Regions from separate parts of the Homo sapiens genome. Here region 2 is linked to region 1. The links are chromatin loops, found by intact Hi-C in ENCODE. Cell type or tissue: sigmoid colon. All regions are shown on one strand. Links, peaks and the distances in the headings refer to the core of each region. The heading gives the core; the rest is flanking DNA.

Region 1 (11,367 bases), core at 1,074-9,073:
TAGTTATGTATCACTATCTCACTAGGTGATTGCTGATTAAGGGGAATACTATTACCCACAATGTTGAACACAGTGCCTGGCCATGGAAAACACTCAATAAACGGTGTTATGAATATTAAATAATTAGCCCTGACGGCCAAGTTATCTAAAGTGCCTATCAACTATGAAGCAAATTTTTGGTTCCTTTTCCTTTTGAGGACTTCTAAAAATGTCTCATTGGTCATCAAGAGAGCAAAGCTGCATGTTGTAGGAAACTTGCAGCACAGTGAGTGTGGGATTCCAAAATGCTGGATAAGTAAGAGACATAGCAATAGCTTGATCCATACAAACACTGACTACTAGCTTGCTGAAGACAAGACTCATCAGAGAGGCCTCTCGTCATCTCTCCAGGGACAATGATATTGCAGAGGTGGACATTTACCCCTCGTGTTGTAGGCAGACCCTGTTTCCCTTTCTTTAAGTTATGGCTTCCACATATATGGTCATATATGGCCCCAGGAACCCAATTCAGGACTCTTGCAATCCCACGGGTATTAGGGAGATTCTACATTGGGCCTGGTGCTGGGGGCTCCCAGCATATGCGAGACAAGCAGAGGATAGGATTGAGCTCAGAGGCCCTGAAGGCTGATGGCCAGGTGGATGGTGATGAGGCCAAAAAATGAATTGGGAATTACAAAAGGGATGAGATCATCTGTTACTCTCCCTTCCGACTTGAAGCTTCTGCATAGCCCCCATGGAAGATTTGCTGTGTAATGTTGAAATATCTGTCTATGACCCCAGAGAATTTGAAAATAAAGACATTGGTCATGGTTATCCAAGCAGCAGAAGAAATTTAAGATTGTAAAAACACCAGCATGAAGGCCAGGAGATTGTGGTCTGTGTGCTTGGGAAAGGATGGGATTCAAGCAGGGGCAGGTGCATCCAAGTGTTCTCCAAACCTTTGGGATTGTTTAAATTCCACCACAGGTGATTCAACCTACCTGTCTGCTATGTAGCCGATACTCATAGAGCCAATAAAGAATCCTACATTCACTGATGACTGGAATAGGTCCAACATCCAGGAGTTGGCACATACCAGGTTAAACTGCCAGCAGGGGAGAAGTGTTCCAAGTTGGGAGAGAAAGGAAATGAAATCCTGTTAGAATCCTGTTGGACATAACTCAGCTAGGGTACTCATTAAATATTCCTTGAATTGAACTGTATAGTTAAGTGGCAATAAGCCATTGTTTCTTGATCATGCCAATTTTCTTCTTCTTCTCTCTCTCTCTCTTTTTTTTTTTTTTTTGTGAGACAGGGTCTTGCTCTGTCACCCAGGCTGGAGTACAGTGGTGATCATGGCTCACTGCAGCCTCGACCTCCTGGGCTCATGTGATCCTCACACCTCAGCCTCCCAAAATGCTGGCATTATAGGCGTGAGCCACTGTGCCCAGCCTCAGTTTTCTTTACATAACCAAAAGGCTTGCCCTTCCATCTGGCAATTTGTCATGAAGCTAAAACTACAGCATTGGCTAAATCAGCTGAAACTGGGTAATTACTTATAGACAAATTTATTTTTTCCTTTCTAATTTCAATGCACATGCAGATAGGTGTGTGGACGTGATACAATGCAGGCACCAGGAGGTTGGGCCATTTAGCATCTCCCTGCTGTCTGTTTAATAAAAGGGGATTAGGAGTGACTGCTGAAGGCTGCTGCATTTGCTCTTATTTGGAATAAGAGGAGGTGGTCGGGTGGAGCAGGTGCTGGACCAGGTCAGGAGACCCATCTTTTAGGGCTAACCCTGCTAAGTTATTCACTGTGTGGCCTGGGGAAAAACCTTCTCTGCTTGGGGCCTCAGTTTCCTCATCTCTGTAGGAAGCAATGAGATTGGCCATGTGAGAGAGCCTCGGAGAGTTTGTGGTGTGAAGCCCATGAGCTGCCACATTTCCTGTAAATATCTGACCACTTTAGACCCTTCAAATTAGACTCTACCTACCCATCTGTTCACACAGAATATCTTCCCATTGTCCAAGCAGTCATTTTAAATTAAACTAGGCAACTGGCTCTCTCAGTATTTTCAGGTAACTTAATTCCCCTATTTTGCTTTGCTTTCAATAAAAGCAAGCTCCATTTTTTGTCTTTTTTTCTATTATATTTATTGGAATCAGGCTTCACAAATAGCTTTTGATGTCATCTGTAGTTTTTAACAAAATAATAGTGCCATAGCATGATCTCCAGCCCCAAATGATTTTATATGAACACTTTGAGGAAATTAAAGAGAAAAAATAGGTATCGAGAGAAAAGCACATCCTATCACACAGTCAGGCACAGTTCAGTTGAGTTCCACGGGCTTTCAGGTGTGTGTGGGCATCTGCGGGATGGAGGAATAGAGGGGGAGGTAAGGCTTCCAGAAAAAGAGGAGGATCCACAATATCCCTATCTTGGCAACATTTCCAGGAGTCCTAATATGCTTTGGCCTGTTCCTTATTGCTGGGACATGCACAAACTAGAATCATTATTGTCAGCATCTGAGGACGTTTTAACTAATCCAGTTATTCTCCAGACAAATTAGAAGCTGCATGTTCTCATTTGGAAACTAGGATTTTGTAAGATACATGCAGGCCAAAGAGATGTCCAGGCAGGGTTTATAAGAGCCGGGCCTTCCCTGCTTGCTTCCTTGAGAAAATCTCCACCATTTGCTTCTCCATCTGAGCCCTGAGCTCACTCTCTTACCTCGGTGACGATGGACGAGCCAGGCGTCTCGTACACCCAGCCGTCCCGGCAGGGGCCCAGTGGCAGGCGGCTCCTGTTGGTGTCCAGGCTGGCCAGGGGGTCCACGCAGTCGAAGGTGCTCTGGTTCCAGTCCACCTCGTAGCGCCTACACTGTCTTGGGGAGGCTTCGCCCGCAGGTCCTGGGCCCGGCACCGTGTAGTTCAGTTCCTCTGCAGGACTCCAGCCGCAGCGCAGACTCAGCTCGGCCACTCCGGGGCTCCGGCAGCGGTGGTCAGGGGTGAAGCCCAGGAAGACGATGCCCACGTAGATGGGCGCGAAGGTAGCCGAGAGCAGAGCCAAGAGGAAAAACATTTGCTTCTGGAAAAAGTGAAACTCCCCTCCATGCTCCAGGACATCGTCCACGGTGGTGGGCATGATCCTGCAGGCAGGAGGGCCCGAGGCTGCCCGACGTGCCCGGAGCGAGGCTGAGAGCGGCTGCAGCCAGCTCAGCACAAACCCTGGCCAGAAGTCAAAGAGGGGAGTTTACCTCTGCAAGTGACCAGCCTTCAGGGCAGGGCCTTTCCTTGGTCCAGCTGACTTCAAAGGTGCACCCCTCCAGCGGGGGTGCATGTCCTTCTGCACTTCCCAAATGCCCTGAGCTCACTCCCAGGATGCCTGTCGTGTTTATTATAACTGGTTCTCCACAGGCTTGTCGGTGCTCCACGCCAGCAGCACAAACAACCCGCCCTCTGTGTCCCACCGCAGGGAATCTGAGTGCTGGCCCATATCACAGCCCAGTAATCTTCCCGTAGTGCCCCGAGCAGCCAGGAACTTAATATACTCCTATCTCATGCGCACCGCCAGCTTTTCTTCAAGGCCCTATGGAGAAAACACACGTGTTTGGCCACAAGGCCCAGCGTGATGTGAACCAGGATCCGTGTCAGAACCCTGGTCCAGATTCGAAGTGGGTTGCAAGCCTGACTGCTGGGCTCATTCTCCAACCAACAACAAGAGCCGTCGGGATGCATGCTGGGGCTGCTTGTTTTGATGTTGTCCAGATTTTATAACTCTGCTTTTAAAAAGTGTTTGCTCCAATCTGGTATTCCTGCGTTTCAACCCTGAAGTGTCCTTCCCCTTAACCCATCTGGAGGGAAAGAGGAAAGTGTTTACGTCGCAGACAGGTCAAGTGTAAATGCAGGCAGGTGTGTCCAAGCCACTATCTTTGTGTCCTAGATTTTTCTGTCAAGGTCTGTTGGGGCTCAGAAATCCATGCCCCAAGGTGGAGGCCTCAGAAGCAAAGTCTCTCTCTCTGACCTTCTCCTGCCCTCCTGTCTCTTCTCTCACCCATCATTCTCCCCCGGGGCAAGCCATAGAACTGAGAATCCTTCTTCCTCAAAGCAGCTCGTGGAAACCAGACTCTTTTCTCCCCAAAGCCAGCCAGAAAGCCTAGAAATACCACTGTAACTTCCCCGCTGCCTTTCTGTGTAACAGTGGGCCGTAAAGAAATCCAGACCCGCATTCCAGAGGAGTCTTGTCCCCGGTGCCTGGAGGAAGGAGTGCTGCACAGAGGGGCCAAGACGGATCTGAACAGACAGGCCTTGCTGGGTTTTCCCCTCAGCCTGCGAACATGGGCTGCTGCCCTTTTTGTCCAACTACAGTTCTATACTGCCATCCAGTTTTCCCTGTATCTGTGGGTCTTCATTCTGAATGAAGGCTCCTGTGTCATGTAAAACGTGATCAAATAAATTTGTCATGCTTTTCTCTTGTTAACCTGTCTTTTGTTATAGGGGTGTTGGCCGTGAGCCTTAGGATAAGGAAGAAAGGGATCACCCCTTTCTGCTCTCACACATCAGGGGCATCTCTTTAGGATGATGTTGTTGCATCTAAATGCAAGACAAACAGGAAATTTGTCTTTCCTGGTGGACAAAAGGATTCTTAATACATCGTGATCCTGCCAAGTAGAGAAGGTGGCCTGCTGACATATCTGCAAACTAAATACCAGAAAGTTAACCCGATTTTCCTTCTCCTTCTTTTTTCTATTGGATAGTCAGCAGGTGTAATAGCGTAGTCTAAAAGGAGCGACCCACGGGGTCTTTCTCCTTGCCGCAGCTGCAGGCTTCTTATTTTCTTAAAAAAGCAAAAAGCAGGGCGCCGGCAAGGACATCCATTGACCTCCACTGCGGCTGTGTTGGGCACACAGAGGCACTCTGCTTCGTGGTGCCCTGGGCTGCTGCCAGCCCCGTTTGCTCTGAGCTGAATGAGGGGGCTCAGTTCTGTTTAGGGACTTCCCATTCGCAGCCAGCATCGTGAGTGCATGAGCCGGAAGCCAAGGCTGCTCTGTCTGCACCTGTTCCCCGTCAAAGAGCTGTAGGAGGGCGAGTTAAAGAGTTAAAAAGTGACAGAGGTTGTCAAACTTTACTCTACCCCAAGGGCCAAGAGATGCTCCTGACTGCCTCTTACAAGAAATTTGCAGACACGTGCACTTGGGTTTGACTCACTTAACATGTCAAGACATCAGATCTTCACGTCATGAGCAAGGGGCACAAGGTAAGGGCCAGAAGAGCTTTGCTGGCCAATGGGAAACAATGTTGAAATTTGCTACAAATTACTTAGAGGGAACAATCAGATAAGGAGAAGTTCAGACCTCAGGTTGCTTACAGCAATGCGTTTACACAGTCATTCAACATTGTTCTGTGGATGCACGAGTCACAGCACAGCTGCCATAAAATCAATCCCATAAGGTGACAGACCCTACAGAGAAGCCACATGGGCAGTGAGCAACTCAGGGAAAGAAACCACAGAGAGGAGGGGTAGACACCCTACGGTTTGAGTCCAGGTATCTTGGGAAATTGTCACTTCTTTTATGGGGGTGCTTACATATTCAGAAGCATGACTGGAGTGTAATCTGATCATTTAATCCATATAACCTGGTAATATATTATAATTAATGTCAGAAGTATTTCTCAACCTCTTATCAGGTTTCTCTGCAATGTAAATAAATATTGCCCCAGTGTACCACCCTTTCTACGGCACTGAGGAAGGCCAGTTGTGCCCAGACTAACCTTCTGGGCCCCCTGCACAAAAAGACACGGGGGCAGTTAGGGTGGGAAGTTAGGATGGATGAATCCTACCTATCCCATGGCAAGCCAGACATCAGGTACTTAGAGGATGACATGGCAGAAGCAGTGAGACCCATCTTCAATGGAACGTAGGCTTTTGGGTCATTTGTTAAGCAGGATGATTTTAGAAATCAATATCTGGTCTATTGAGGTCTATGCAACCTGCTTGGCTAAGGTGACGTCTACCTGAGACAAAAATGATAGAAATAGGTTGTCTCACAGTGACGGGTGCCATCTGTCCTCTACGCAGCTAAGATGGAAAAGCAGTGGGAGCAAAGGGGAGGGTCAGCAGAGCAGCAGAGCCTGGACTGTAGCCCAGCCTGGCCCTAATGTATCCGTGTCACCAGGGCAAGTTCTAATACCTCTTGTAACAGGGCCATTATCCCTAAGTCAGAGAGCTGATGGATGAGATCGCATAGGACTATTACTGAGCACAGTGGCTTCAATAGTTGGAAGTTATTCACGGAGACACTTTCACCCTCTCTATTCCTCCCTTGTTTTCTTCCTCGGTGCACCCCATCCATCCGTCACGTGCCTTGTTCTCCTTCCTCAACTTCCTGCTGCCCACTTGCATCACAGCAGGGTGGGCTGGGTGTAGGGCTCCTGGCCAGGCACAGTGGCAGGTGATCTGTGGGAGGATCGCAGAGCCTCCCAGAGGGAAGGCAGCTTAGAGGACAGTAGGCAGCACCATCTGACACTTCAATTCCTCAACACCTGTCCCAAGTAGTTACACGGAAATGCTTTCAGTATTGGCTGAACCCAGGCTGTTGTTGGACTTTACAGATTGCTGGAAATATCTTCCTCATAGCACAACAGGATTCATCTTCCAGAACTTTCCACACATTTGGACACTATTCTCCCTTTTGGGGTCAGGTAGATTAAGTTAAAACCTTCCTACACAGAACTTTGGATATTTGAAGCTTCTGTTTACCTCCAACTCTTGTCTTTTCAGAGTAAATGTTCCCAGCTCCCCACATAGTGAACATGTTCTTCTCACCACCACCAGGGACAGCCCTGAACTCTGTTTTGGTTTATCTCTTGCCTCCAGGGGAGGAGTCTGGGGCCTGGCACATCACTTGGGTGGGTCCCCCGGGTGCGCTGTAGAGCCAGCGGTTATCTCCTCCTGCAGAGCTGGGGCTAACATCCCTCAGTGAGTTCAGTGTGCAGAAGGCAACTCTAAACCACTTCTATTGCCATCCTGCTGAGCGAGGCTTCCGGGAGGGCTGACTAGAACTCTCCTTGGGCTTTCTTCATCAGTGTCGTTCTGATTTTATTCATTTCTCTTTACTGGTTCTATTTTCCCTACAAAATGTTAGCTCTGTGCCGATATCCTTTGAGGCAGGAAATTGGAATTCGCCTGGTGATGATAGGAGGCATCTGTTGGGGGAGGAGGGGGCATGAGGGTGGCTAACTCACCCCTCCTGTGGTTCCCACTCCACTTTCCTCTTATACTCCCGGCCTTCACACCAAGCCTGTAGCTCTAGAAATCACAAAAGGACTGGACCCTGTTCTTTAAAAGGCAAAGCATGAGTCTAACACAAAACCACAGAGAGGATCCAGCGGACTTCACGGGTGTAATTTTGAAGAGTTCTAGGGAATCATTTTGTAAAAGACCCAGTTAAGTAAGTACTAAGTTTTCTTTTTCTCAGATATTCATTTTTAAAGGCTGTATTATTACTCTATGTAAAATTAAGTGCAAAGTATTTGGTTTGGCCCTGGGCTTCCAAGTTAGTGGTGGGGTTTAGGACATGCCGCCCCAAAATTCAGAACCCTGGCATTTGAGAAAAGAGGCAGAGGCAGAAAGATCTCTCACGTTCCCTGCTCTTCTCCCCTGAAGCAGGTCAGTCATAGGACCTGCGTTTGAGACGTGCCCTGTTGATACCTGGAGGAAAGAAACGTCCTTATCTCTGAAGACACAAGACTTCAGAGATAGATCTGAACAAACACCTCTTCGTAAGTTTCCCCTGGTTTATTGCCATTAGATCATAGCCTGTTTGTGCAATCACACTTCCCCACACTGTCCACTCTTCACCAACCTAAGCTTAAAAATATTCAGATTTCTCTGTTTCTTTGGGCCTTCTCTTCTGAAGGCCCTGGTGTCTTGTAAAATATGGGTAAATGTATATGATTTTCTTTTGTTAATCTCTCTCGTGTTAGTAGGGGCCACAGCTGTGCACCTAGCCATGGGCAAGGAAAAGCTGTTTTCTCCTTCCTCTTCCATGAGGTTAAGTGTGCAGCTGGGATGTGCTGCAGGACCAGGGCCAGGTGTGGGGCTCATGCCTATCACGCCAGTGCTTTGGGAGGCCAAGGTGGGAGGATCCCTTGAGCCCAGTAGTTCAAGACCAGCCTGGGCAACACAGTGAGACCCTGTTCCTAAAAAAATTTAAAAAATTAAAAAAATAAAAACATGCCACAGGACCACTGCTCAGAGCTCTTTGGTCTGGCAACCCTGGACCTTCACATGGTTTTGTTTGCCAAAGCAAAGTCCTTATTAATATCCAAATACAGTTTGAGTTTTCTTGGGCTTTATCCTCTCCAGAAACCCAGGAGTGTGTCAACTTCTTGGTTGCATTGCTTTCTTCAAAGAGAGAGTGAATCCGGTAGAGATAGAAAGGATGTCCTTTACGTATCCCACAGCGGCCTCACGGAGAACGATAAGAGAACAATCATTAAAACTTTCATTGCCATAATTTTCTGCTTTCGTTTTTTAAAAGTTTGGGTTAGCAACCAATTTCCTCCTTGACCAGGTGATTTTTTCCTTAGACTGTTTATCCAGAGCATTAAGGAAAACAGAGCATACCACCCTCCCACCATAGCTGATAAGGGGATTCAACACAGGTGCGTGTGCTAGAGTTAAGGGAACATATTATGCTAACATGAATCTAGACTGACTTAAAAAATAGATGTCTGAAGCAAGTCTTTTAATTCACAGCAAGGCTGTGGCTCACCACTGGAAGTGTAACTGTTGTAATCTGGCTAGAGAGGAAAGTCCATTACATTTTAATTTTTTTATGACTTCATTCAGCCTGGAGCAGGGTGAAGTGGATAAAAGAGAGAGTTGTCGTCTTAGAAAAATTGCTGATTTCAGATCAGAAGAAGGAAATCAACATCAAGAGCCTGGGACATTCTGTTGGGCCAAAACAAAATAAACAAAACAAGAAAGCTGAGACTATTGACTATGTTGACAGGAATAAGGGGCCATCTGAAAATGCTCCCATTGGCCTAAAGTGGGGGAATTTGGACATTAAAAAAAATTAACTGCAACAGACTAGGAGTGGTGGCTCACACCTGTAATCCCAGCACTTTGGGAGGCTGAAGCAGGTGGATTGCTTGAGGCCAGGAGTTCAAGACCAGCCTGGCCAACATGCTGAAACTGCGTCTCTACTGAAAAATAAATATGAAAATTAGCCAGGTGTGATGGCACGTGCCTGTAGTCCCACTTACTTGGGAGGCTGAGGCAGGAGAATTGCTTGAACCTAGGAGGTGGAGGTTGCAGTGAGCCAAGATTGCGCCCCTGCACTCTAGCCTGGGTGACAGAGTGAGACTCTGTCAAAAACAAAAAACAAACAAACAAACAAAAAACAAAAACAATTAAGTGCAACGGATTGAAATACATGAAGTATATTTTAAAAATCTATGAGTATGAGTTCATAATGATGTTTTTAAAATCCCATGAAATAATGAGTCTCAACATTGATCTGCAATAGATATTAAGTTTACTCAATGAAATGCTGATGAGAAATTTCGTATTGGAGGGGTCAGGCTGACACCATCACTAGAAGTGGGAAAACTTGACTTTATGGGCTGCGTGTTGTAACGCAATTGGTTACAACACACAGCATATAACCTAAAACATAAACCTGAATGCACTCAAGCCTCTAAATCTGTCAATTTACAGCATGTGTTGGGGATAAAGTAACAAGCTAAATGACAATAGAAGGAAGCAATCAGACAAATGTAGGATTCAGAACATTCTGCCAATGACCTGGGTTCTCCAAGGAATCCATGACACTTCAGAGACGTAAAACCAGACCCAATGAGTGGACTGTGTTTGGATATAACTGTGAAAAAATATCTTTCAAACCATTTGAATGTGGGCTGGATATTAAATGATATTAAAGAATTATTTGTAATTTTATTAGGTCTGGTCATCATGGCCTTGCTTTAAAAAGGGAGGCCTAATTAATTAGAATATATCATACTGAAGTATTTGTGGGTGACATGGCACATTGCCTGCTATTTTATTTAAAATACTTTTTTATTAATAAAAGTGAATGCAGATGGAGAAAACAAGAGTGTCAAAATTAAAGCCACCAAAATGTAGTCACTGTGACAAAGGACATTACCCATGAGCCACGTCGGGCCTTCTGATCCTTGTGCCTCTGGGGGCATCCTTGGTCAGCTTTCAGTGGCTTTCTTACTTTATTAGTTTCAAAAGACCTTCCTAAATCCATCCACTTGTTCTTTTAGTTTTTTACTGCCTCATTTTTCCTACTGTACAAGTTGGTGTCAACGAAGTGGTATTTGCTAGAATGACCATGGCTCTGGGAAACATGGTTTGGGAAGAGAAAGGATAAAAGGGTGGGGGGTGAGGAACCTTCGATTCCTTGGTGGCCACGTGCTCAGCCGTGTGTGGAGCCACAGTTGTGCTGTGCTCAGTTACTAAAAGTGAAAGTTATCAGTGGTACTGAGAGATGGCTCCAGCTCCCTGGGAGCTGGTTCACTGGATGTGTAAGGAAATGCAAACTAGGGTAAAATGTTCAATTCCTTGGTTATTGTTCTATGTAACAGCTAAAATGAAACTAAAAGGCAGTGCTGGCTCAGACCTTGATGCTAGACCAAGCTCAGATTTCAGTGGGTCTGAGTTTCAGCCACTGGCCTGAAAGCCACCCTCAAGGGAAAAATTATGCAGGAACAACGTGAAGTATCTCTAAGATCTCTGGTCACCAGCAGGTAGTCCATGTGGGGAGAGGGCCAAACCAGAAGACCACTGAAACCAGAGGTGCCGTGTGAAGGAACTGTTCATTTTGTAGATCAGTATCATCAGCTTCCTGAGGAGTCTTTAGTAAAAATGGGTTATGACAGCAACAAATATAGGATGAATATCTTTGGTTTGGAATGCTGCAGAGTGGAAGAGCGTGTTTGGGTTCATGCAGTACCCACAGCTTGCTATGGAACAATCACAGGTGGCTCTAAGTGATCAGACACACAGAAGGTTATTCTCAAGGGAACAGCCAGCCTGGTGGACTGGTTACAGTCACTGTAAGATTTGTGTATCCTGAGAAGAGGGACTGTTGTCTCCTCCTATGACTGAAGTGGAGCACCCCAGATGAAGCGGCGGACATGCTTTGCGTGCAAGCCATATGGGACTGTCTTTTTGATGACCGCGATATTCACCTGTTAAACATGCCTGTTACCCATGTATAGCAATATATATATAATAGAGACAGAGAGAGAGAGAGAGAGATGGAGTCTCACTCCGTCGCCCAGGCTGGAATACAGTGGCATGATCTTGGCTCACTGCAACATCCACATCCCGGGTTCAGGCAATTCTCATGC
Region 2 (11,367 bases), core at 1,500-9,499, 110 kb before region 1:
CATCGTCCCCTCCCCAGCCCCCTCCTCCCAGCTCCTGTCCTCCCCTCGTCCCTCTGTCTTAGTCCTTATCACATTTTAGGACAGTCATTCATTCAACCCGCAGGAAATATCTCCAGGCCTTCTATATGGCTGGCAGGTATCTAGGTCCTAGGATTTCAACCATGAGCGAAGCAGAGAGAGTTCCTGCTCCATGGAGCTGACATTCCAGAGGGAAAAGAGAAGGATGTCAGTGCTTTCTACAATGGGCACGGGAGGCCTGAAGAGGCCTAAATGAAGTGGGAAGAGCCATGTAAAAATCTGGGGAGAGTTTTCTGACACGTGCAAGGCCCTTGGGGTGAGAAGAATGTGGCATTGGAGGGACTGCTCGGGATCTAGGGACAAGGGTCAGGCGAGCTCGTGGGGAGCAGTGGAGTGAGGCGTGGAGTGAGTTGGGAAGTAGCCAGCTGTGGACTTTATCCCAAGAGTGGTAGGAAACCACTGGTGGCTTTGAGCAGGGGTGGACTTGACCCAACTCCAGTCTGAACTGGGTCCCTCTGGCTGCTGTGATGAGCGGCCCTGGGGGTGCAGAGTGGAGGCATGTTCAGTTCTCTGAGGCCAGGGATGCTGTTTACCTCTGGTCAAGCATCACCAGGCTAAAGACCTGTGAATGAGGACCTCCCTCGAGGCATTGGAGTGAACTCCTTGCCTTTTATCTTTTAGAAGCTAGATGAGGTGTGGTCCTTAACAGAAGGCTCAGCTTGGCTTCTCTATCAGGGCTGAGAGCTCCAGGAGGCAGAGAGACTGTGTTGCACCCATGAGACGGGTGAGGGGCACTCTCATTTGGACCCTCACACTGGCTGAGTGAGATGATACAAGATTTCCATAAATAGCCAGTATCTGGGGACAAGGGTCAAGCTGACATCGTGTCTGTGACCCCAGAGGCCTTTATAGTGAGCTGGTGTGTCACAGGGTTACTTGCATTTCAGTGCTGGGGGTAACCCATGCAGAGCAGATGATGGTGGTTATTAAGGATCTGAGCTTCTTTCCAATGAAGCCAAATTCTTTGATCATTCTCAATAGGGAGAGGGCTTTCTGGGCCTTCAGGTGGTCGAGAACCCCACAGCAGCCTGCCAGCGTGAAACAAGGGCTCGCTTCCCTCATTCTCAGCCTCTGAGACTATTATGAAAGGTGTTTTGGTTAAAACTGTATTGGAAACAAATATTAAATTGAGGATTAGAAATCTGTTTTGTTAGTTTGAGAACTACTACTAGAGGGATTATGTTTATTGAGTGCTTTCTGTGTTTCAGGCACTGAACTAGAATGGATACTATCATATAATAAATAAAAAGCCAACTTTAAAATTCTGTGGTCACAGTGGACATTTGACATACATCAGCTCTAAGTCTCATGATGATCTATAAGCTGGGTGTCATTATTCCCATTTTACAGCCCAGGAAACCAAGCTGAGATTCAAAAAGCCCATTCTTTCCCCTGTTCAATGGAGTCTTCTTGAATATGTCATCGTCAACTCCCCAAATCTCTTGAGACTCAGTTTACTTATCTAAAAATGAAAAAGTTAGATAAGACAAACTTCCAGGCCCCACCAGCTCTAATAGTCCAAGCATGACCCACCATGGCCTCTCACAGTAACTCAGGGAACGAAGCCCCCATCCACCACCCACACCCTCTTTGTACTTCCTTTCCAGACCTGCACTGGTTAAACATCATAATCATGTGTGTTGGCCGAATGGGAATCACCATTGCAATACAAATGATCTGCCTGGTGAATGCTGAGCTGTACCCCACATTCGTCAGGTGAGTGCATGGAACAGGGGTAGCCAGTGAAATGGCTGTGAACCCACCAGCTCAGTGGGAACCAACATCTCCAAGGTGCTTCCTAAAGATGCAGCCAAGCATTGCTCAGTTTGGACATTGAGTGGCATTGTTAAGAAATCACGTTCAGAGAGATGGGGTTAAGCATCAAGAGAGGGTCAACCCATAATTATAGCAGAGAATGTGAAAGGGGACCCTGTGAGCTGATGGATGGGGTCAAAGTTGTTCTGTACATACAACAAGTACAAGAACAAAAGGTGTAGAGAAGTGGGTACTGGACAGGGACTTGGGAAACCTGTGTTGTAGCCCTGTCCTTGGCACTAATTGATTGTATAAACATCAGCCATTTCATTGACACTTCTGGGCATCATTTTCTTAAACAGCTGACATTTGTATAGTGATACGCGAGTATTTCCATACATGTGATTCCCTTAAATTTGTTCTTGGGTATGATCATCCCCATATTACATATGAGGAAGCTGTGATTTAGAAAGGGAAAGAAGCGTTGTAGGGGTCAGACAGCTAGAAAGAAGCAGGGCTGGGGCAAGGACCACATCTTCCTGACCTGGAACCCTGTGGTTTTTCCATTATGGCACATTACTGTTCTGTAAACTGAGGAACTTTTCAAAATTGTGGTAAAATATACATAATATGAAATTTACTATCTTAGCCACTTTTAAGTGTACAGTTGAGTAGTGTTAAGTACCTTCACACAACCAAGCTCCAGAACTCTTCATCTTGCAAAACGGAAACTCTGTACTCATTAAACAGTAACTCCCCATACTCTCCACCCTCCAGCTCCTGACAACCGCCTGTCTACTTTCTGTTTCTATGAGTTTGGTTACTTTAGGTACCTCATATAAGTGGAATCATATAGTATTTGTCTTTGTATGACTGGCTTAGATCACTTAGTGTGATGGCCTCAAGGTTCATGTATGTTGTAGCATGTGCCAAAATTGTCTTCTTTTTAAAGGCTGAGTAATATTCCATTGTACATATATACCACATTTTGTTTATCCATTCATCTGTCAATGGACACTTGGGATGCTCCACTTCTTGGCTATTGTGAATAATACTGCTATGGACATGAATGTACAAATATCTCTTCAAGATATCTTTCAATTCTTTGGGGTGGAATATCCAAAAGTGGAATTACTGGATCATAATCTAATTCTATTATTAGTTTTTTGAAGGAACGGCTGTATTTTTTTTCCATAACGGCTACACTATTTTACATTCCCACCAACAGTTCACAAAGGTTCCAATTCCTCCACATCCTTGCCAACACTTGTTAATTTCTGTTGGTCTTTTTGATAGTAGCCATCCTAATGGGTTTGAAGTGTTATCTCATTGTGGTTTTGATTTCTCTGATGATTAATTATGTTGATCATCTTTTCATGTGCTTGTTGGCTATTTGTGTATTTTCTTTGGAGAAATGTCTACTCAAGTCCTTTCCCCATTTTTGAACTGGTTTTGTTGTTCTTGAGTTGTAGCAATGGTTTATATAATCTGGAGATTAACTCTTTATCAGGTACAAAATCTGCAAATATTTCAGCCCATTCCATAGGTTACCTTTTCATTCTGTTGATTGTGACCTTTGATGCACAGAAGTTTTTGATTGTGATGTAGTCTAATTTATCTCTTTTTACTTTTGTTGCCTTTTCTTTTGGTGCTGAAGAACTTTTTTTTTTTTAATCAAGTTTATTGAGGTACAATTGACAGAGTAAAATTCACTGCTTCTAACATGCAGTTAGATTAGTTTGACGACACACACACACACATACACTCACACACACGTATATATAGTCATTTAGCCACTGCCATGATGAAAATAGAGAATATTTCCATCACCCCCAAAAGGTTCTTCATGTCTCTTTGCAGTTAATACCCTTTTCTTCTCACCTCCAGACCATGCAGTTTTAGCTTTTCCAGAATGAGCTGTAAATGTAATAATAGGGCACGTCACCTTTTGTGTTTGGCTTCCTTCACTTAGCATGATGAAACTCACCCACTTGTTGGATGTATCAGTGTTTTGCTTGTTGTTGCTGTATAGTACTCCAGCATGTGAATGTCAGTGTGCCACAATTCATACACTGTTTAGCTATTCACCACTTGAGGGACATTTGAACGGCTTCCTTCAGAGGGATTCTGATGCAGATGCTATAGACATTTGGGTACAGGCCTTTGAGTGGATACATGTTTTCATTTACGTTGGGTTAAAAACTCAGGAGTGGGATTGTTAGGTCATATGGTAAGTGTGTGTTTAATTCTATGAGAAACTGTCAGACTGTCAGACCGTTTTCCGAAGTGGCTGTGCCATCTTGCGTTCCCACCAGCCATGTTTGAGGAATCCTGTCGTTCCACATTCTCATCAGTGTTTGGTGTTGTCAGCTTTTTTTTTTTTTGAGATGGAGTTTCACTCTTGTTGCCCAGGCTGGAGTGCAGTGGCGTGATCTCGGCTCACTGCAACCTCTGCCTCCCAGGTTCAAACGATTCTCTTGACTCAGCCTTTTGAGTAGCTGGGACTACAGGCGTGCACCACTGCGCCTGGCTAATTTTTTGTACTTTTAGTAGAGACAGGGTTTCACCATGTTGGCCAGGCTGGTCTTGAACTCCTGACCTCAGATGATCTGCCCTCCTTGGCCTCCCAAAATGTTGGGATTACAGGTGTGAGCCACCACACCTGGTCTGGTGTCAGCTTTCTAAAAGTCATTTTGGTAGGTAATGGTATTATTGTGACTTGACTTTTCCTAATTACTGATAATGTTGAGTATCTTTGTCTGTACTTAATTGCCTTCTGTATCTTGGAAGACTTAGTTTTAAATGAAGATTATTTTAATTGTAAAAGTAAACACTTTACTTAAAGTTCTAAGAAATTCTAGTTTGTTAGAAATTCCGTATGTTACTTAAACTCTTTTTCCTCTGTATACATTGTTTCTTCTCCTTATGTCATCATACCAGTAGTTTCTAGGAAATACCCCAGCTCCCTAATCTCATCTTATACATGCGCAGTGCTCTGAGCCCTTCAGTAAAGCCAGAAGGCACCAGGATGGCCTTGATTCACTCTTTCCTGACTAATCCTTTATTAACAGGCCATGTCTGAGACTCTCATTGGTAAAAAGTTACTGGGACTGAGTACAGGAGATGAAGGCATATTAAAAAGAAAACCTTCTATATTTGGCAGTTCTGAGCCCAGAGTCTAAAATAGCCAGGCCAAACAATTCCATTGTCATGGCCACTGGGCCAAGGGGACTGACTCAAAATGTAAACTGTGAAAGGTACTGAGTGTGTAGTTCTCTAGGGAGAAAGGCCAAGCAACCCATCCCCGAGGAGCCCTCGACCACTGCTCAGAGAGCTGGTGGGAGAATCATTCTCATTCACTAGGGAGGGAAGCTAGATGTTCAGAAAAAACTCTCAACTTCTTATGTACACACGCGCACACACACAAGGTAAGGCAGTCATTCAAGTTCCAATATTTCTAATCAATTGAATCAAATTTAATTTGCAGAGAAGGAATAATTTCTGTGACTTTATTACTTTATAAGCACTCCAAGTTTAGACAGTCTCTATGTAAACCATTCTGACCCTGCCTCCGTTCCAGGCAGTTTCAGAGTTGGACTGCTCTGCTCCTCTTCACTTTGTGCAGCACGTGTTGTAAGAACATTCATTTGGCATTAATACCCACTGCCTTGTTTTGAAAATGATCTTTCCATTTTTATCTCCTCACCTTCTCATGAGCTCCTTGAAAACAGAAACCACATGTCATGTCATACTTCTCTGTACCTCACAGAACTCTTCCACAGCCAGACTCACTACATGCTGTAGAATGACTCAATGAATGAAGTACCGCAAACATCTGAATTTTAAATAAGGGGCCTAGTTCCCTACTTCTTCTAGCTTCTGTGTGCTTGCCATTTTTTTCCTTTTAACAATAATTTTTTAAAAATAGTAAAAAATAACTGTGTCTTTTCTTGCACCTCTTGGAAATCACACAAAAGCTATTAGAAGAATGAGGGATAATGCAAATGTGTTTGAAACTGTGATAACATGAAAAGACAATCTACAAGAGGAAGGGCTGCCTAGTGTGTGAGGTCTAAGGGAGTCCGAGAAGATTCCAGGAAAGGACCCCTGTGACAGCAAATCGTAGGCGAGGCCAGCAGCTTTCCAAAGTAGACAGCGTGACTTGAAGGGTGTGATCCATGGTCCCTTGTTTGGAGAAACAGAATGATGGGTGCATGGGCTGGAGGTGGAAGCTCCCTTCCCTGGATGTTGTATGGCTGAAGGTGAAGCAGGGAGGGCAAGGCTGTAAAAGAAGATATGCAGGAACTTTCAGACAGCAGTTACTGAGAGGCGGGTGGAAGAGACTAGCTCCACACCATCAGCCCCTGTAGATCAGGAATAAGTGAGCCAAAAAAATCTAATCATATACAACCCTGATCAAAGAAAGAATTTCTACTAGCCCAGAACATGGCCTGGCTGCTTCCCCACAAACCCTTCTAGAAATGGCTGATAGAGGAAGAAATAACAGTATGAAAAGATGAGTAATAAACAAAAAAGTAATTCATTCAGGAGGTACACAAACATATCATGAGATAAAGGGGGAAAGGAGCAGAAAAAGCAAAAGGCAAATGAAGAACATGTACCAGAAAAATGCTGTAACAACATAGATCAAAGTTCTAACTACATATACTACCAAAATGTAAAGTATTAATAAATCAGTCATCTCTATAAAAATAAGACTTTAAAGCAGAGGTATAGTTCTAGAGAGAATATCTGGCAAGACAATAGAAGACACTGAAGCTGTCTTAAGAAAGAAACGAAAAAGAAAAATTAAGAAGTGGAGAAATTCTTGCATTTGAGAAATGAAAAACCAATTTGAACACAATGCAAAGGAGAATAGATTCAGTGAGGGAAAGGCAAGACAGGACTAAGAGTTGCAAAGTAAAATGGAAATAAGAAATAAGCAGAGTTTAATCCAGGCATGGTGGCTAACGCCTGTAATCCCTCACTTTGGGAGGCTGAGGTGGGCAGATCACTTGAAGCCAGGAGTTCGAGACCAGCCTGGCCAACATGGTGAAACCCTGTCTCTACTAAAATTACAAAAATTAACTGGGCATGGTAGTGCATGCCTATAGTCCAAGCTACTCAGCAGGGTGAGGCAGGAGAATCACTTGAACCCAGGAGGTGGAGGTTGCAGTGAGACAAGATCGAGCCACTGCACTCCAGCCCGGGCAGGGAGACTTTGTCTCAAAAAAGAAGAAGAAAAAAAAAAAAAAAGAAATAAGAAATAAGTAGAGTTTCAAAGGTTCTATGCATGTATGTATGTATATAGTCCGTAAACTTTTTGGTTAAAAAAAAAAAAGATATATATATATACACCCCCTGCCCACACACATACGCAATAAATATACTTCGGGAATACATCTGAAAATAAAAGAATGCTTGAATCTATAAATTAAAGGGACACATGTAACAGAAAAAACTGACCCAGTGAACAATTATTAGGACATATTTTTATTTGGTTACTATACTTTAAAGATAGAGAAAGAGTCACCAAGTAGCCAGGCTGAAAGTTTGTCACCTATATAAGAAGAACAAATTGTTATCATTTGATGAAGACAGTCAATGCCTGCAGTGACCTCAAGAAAATAAAGTGCAATCCAGTGATTTTTATTATTGTTTTTTTGAGACAGGCTGGAGTGCAGTGGCATGATCTCGGCTCACTGCAACCCCTGCCTCCCCACTTCAAGTGATTCTCCTGCCTCAGCCTCCTGAGTAGCTGGGATTACAGGCGTCCACCACCACGCCCAGCTAATTTTGGTATTTTTAGGAGAGATGGGGTTGGTCAAGCTGTTCTCGAACTCCTGACCTTAGAAGATCTGCCTGCCTCTGACTCCCAAAGTGCTAGGATTACAGATGTTAGCCATCACGCGCGAATCCAGTGAATTTTATCCAACCAAGCTCTCATTTCTATATAGAAGCAATAGCCAATCATTTAAAAATATCTCAAATAATATGGTTCCTATGATCCTTTCCCAAAAAAGTTGTTAGAAACAAAATTCAGTAAGTACAGTGACGAATGAAGTAATGTGTCAGAATTATTGGTAGTGATCATTGAAATTGATATTAAAACGAGTGTGTTTTTGGCTACAAAACAATATAATATCACAAATCTGAAAATAAAGAAATGTTATAACTCACAAAGACTGAAAAGAGAAAAGAGAAAGAATGTTGGAGATGGTGTAATACACTGATTTCTTCAATACACTTGTTTTTTGGAAAAGTGTATCCTTAAAAACTGACAAGTATAATTAGTTCAGCAGCAATATATTTTTAAAAACTGATAAGTAGTATCCTAGGCATATGTTAAGATATAAAAGAAAACACTAAAAGTAATGATAGAATCAACTAAATCAGGTCATGGAGGGATGGTTTGAGGGGGAAGTAGAAATATACTAATTTTATGATTGTTCATAATAGGAAGTTAATCAATACTGTCTAAAGAAATAGGATATTAATTATATAAGGTTATACAGTAATCATTTGACTAAAAATACAGCCCTTCCAAATGATCAGGAAAAATACAGATAACCAACACATACTGAAAATAAAAGACACCAGAAGCAATAAAAAGCCCTGGTGTGAATAGGTGATAGAATATGAATAGATGACAGCATTGATATGACAGAACTGACATGGTAGAATTAAGACGAAACATTTCCGACATTTAAATAAATGAAAAGAGGCTTAACTCCTTTATTGGAAAAAATGAGATGACTCCCTAGCTTGATTACAAAGTAAAATCCAACAATATGCTGCTATATGAAGTATAACTTTTCCTGAGAAAAGCTAAAAAAGAAAGAATGCACAAAAGCATACTAGGGAAATATATAGCAAGTGTCATAATCTAATTAAAGTTGAATTTATGGGAAAAGGTGCTAAATAAGATAAGGAGGGCCCTAAATAATGATAAAGAAGGAATCCACAATGGTTTTAAAGGGGGATTTTTAAAAACATTTAACAAATAGAAAATTCCAATAATATTTAAATTGCTCTAAAGCATAGAAAAAGAAGAAAATTTTCCAACTTTAAAAAATAAAATTAGCGTAATATTGGTACCAAAGAACAACAAAGATAAAGGAAACAAGGAAACTACAGACATATATTTATGAATATGGATCTAGAAATCCTAAACAATATATTATCAAACAGTGGAGAACATTAAAATAATTACTATTCTATGTCTTAGATGAATTATTCCAGGAGTGCAAAGATGGCTGAGTTTTAGAAAACCTCACAGTATAAATCATGTTTATTAGTCAAAAGAGAAAAATTATATTATTATCTCCATTGATACTGAAAGGCATTCAATAAAATTTCCACCTCTACGTTTGTTTTAAAAATTTCTAAGAGATGATATAAGCATTTTTATCATCAGGATATAGGTCATGGGGGGAGGGATTGGGAAAGAAATATAAATATATGAATTTTGTAATTAGTCATAGTAGGGAGTAAGAAATTATGCAAATAATTGCAATAGAAGAAGCTTAAAAGTAATACCCGAAAGGATAGAACTTTTCCTGATTTATTATTCCTATTTTAATCATGTTTTCAAAACAAAGCTCAAGATTGTTTCTAGGAATACAAAATCGAGCATGGAACAAAGTGAAATTTACAATTTCTGACATCCAATAAAAAATTACCAGGCATACAAAGAAGTAGGAAAAGATAACCTATCTTGAGGAGAAAAATAAATCAATTCAAACTGACCTAGAAATGGCACAGATGGTAGAATTAGTGGACATGAACATTAGAACAGTTATGATACCTATATTCTCTATGTTTAAGGTCCTAGAGTAAAGATTGAGCATGTTAAGTAGATGCAAGGAAAAAAAATTTAAGTCCCAAATTAAACTTCTAGAGATAAAAACACAATGTCTGAGATGAAAAATACACCACATGAGTTAACAGCAGATTAAACATTATGGAAGAAAATATTAGTGAACTTGAAGATAGCAATTGAAACTATCAAAAAGGAAAGACAGAGAGAATCAGTGAGCTGTGATACAATTCAATGAATGTAATTGGAGTCTGTAGAAGTGAGTAGGAGGGGTTAATAGAGAGAGAAATAATGCTCAAAATTTCTTCAAATTTGATGAAAACTTCCAATACATAGATCTAACAATCTCAATAAATACTAACCACAAAAAAACATCAAGAAAGGCACATCATAAAAATCTTAAAAAGACCAGCCTGGGCAACATGGTGAAACCTTCTTTCTACAAAATATACAAAAATTAGCTGGGTGTGGTGGTGCATGCATGTAGTCTCAGCTACTATAGAGGCTGAGGTAGGAGGCTTGCTTGAGCCCAGGAGGTGGAGGTTGCAATGAGCCAAGGTCACGCCACTGCACTCCATCCTGGGCAACAGGGCAAGACCCTGTCTCAAAACAAAAACAAAAACAAAACAAAAACCTTAAAAAGGAATCAGAGAAAAAAGATATCACAAATAGGAACAAAGATAAGAATGACAGAAAATTTCTCATTGGAAATGATACAAACAAGAAGGTGGTAGAACATCTTTAAAGTACTGAAAGAAAGAAAAATAAACTGCCAATCTAAAATTCTTGACCCAGCAAAAATACTTTCAAAAATGAATGGAAAATAAAGACTTTTTCAAACTTACAAAGTCTGAAAGAATTAATCACCAGCAGACTTATACTACAGGAAATATTAGTCTTGAAGATCTTTCAGAAAAAATGAAAACAGTATCAGATGGAAATCTATATCTACACAAAAAAATGAAGAGCACTGAAAATGATAACTACGTGAGTAAATGGAAATTTTTTTTTTCTGGTTATTTTCTTTAAAAGACAATGAACTGTTTAAAGCAGGCATTGGCAAACTTTTCCAGTACAGAGCTGGATAGCTAATGTTTTAGGCTTTGTGGATCACATACAGTCTCTGTTGCATATTATTCTTTCTTTCTTTCTTTCTTTCTTTCTTTCTTTCTTTCTTTCTTTCTTTCTTTCTTTCTTTCTTTCTTTTTTTGAAATGGAGTCTCGCTCTGTCACCCAGGCGGGAGTGCAGTGGTGCGATCTTGGCTTACTGCAAGCTCTACCTCCCAGGTTCACACCATTCTCCTGCCTCAGCCTCCCAAGTAGCTGGGACTACAGGCACCTGCCACCACGCCTGGCTAATTTTATTTATTTATTTATTTTGTATATTTTTAGTAGAGAAAGGGTTTCACCATGTTAGCCAGGATGGTCTTGATCTCCTGACCTCGTGATCCACCCTCCTTGGCCTCCCAAAGTGCTGGGATTACAGCCGTGAGTCACCGCGCCTGGCCTAAAAAACCTTTTAATCATGTAAAAACCATTTCTAACTCAAAGCTAAAAATGCTGTCTTTGGCCTGTGGGCTGTAGTTTGCCAATCAAAACAATAATCACAATGTGTTGTGCAAAGGCTGGGAGGGAAGAAACACAAGTATACTATTGTAAGGTTCACATATAATCTATGAATGTTACAATATTACTTGAAGTTACTGTGATCAAAG

The links. Hi-C counts contacts between places; a loop is a spot of excess contacts. Peaks named below come from ENCODE experiments on the same cell type or tissue, not always from the same donor. Only the 100,000 strongest peaks of a DNase experiment are listed, where the experiment ranks them.
Region 2: it touches region 1 in a loop (2.1-fold over the local background); 5 of 110 quality-filtered maps call a loop at or near these places.

Annotation. Positions count from the first base shown.
Region 1 is chr6:160,255,634-160,267,000 of GRCh38, forward strand. It overlaps SLC22A2 (solute carrier family 22 member 2), which reads right to left and starts at 3,188. Exons shown (of 11, transcript NM_003058.4): 1 at 2,711-3,188; 2 at 981-1,084. The coding sequence starts at 3,124. In sigmoid colon, for the core only: no CTCF peak of the experiment used is centred there; DNase peaks (open chromatin) are centred at 2,898, 3,520 and 4,228; H3K27ac peaks cover 323 bases.
Region 2 is chr6:160,141,856-160,153,222 of GRCh38, forward strand. SLC22A1 (solute carrier family 22 member 1) reads left to right here. Exons shown (of 11, transcript NM_003057.3): 8 at 1,686-1,794. Among named protein-coding and RNA genes, the nearest start is that of SLC22A1, 26 kb to the left of the region's middle. In sigmoid colon, for the core only: no CTCF peak of the experiment used is centred there; a DNase peak (open chromatin) is centred at 5,416.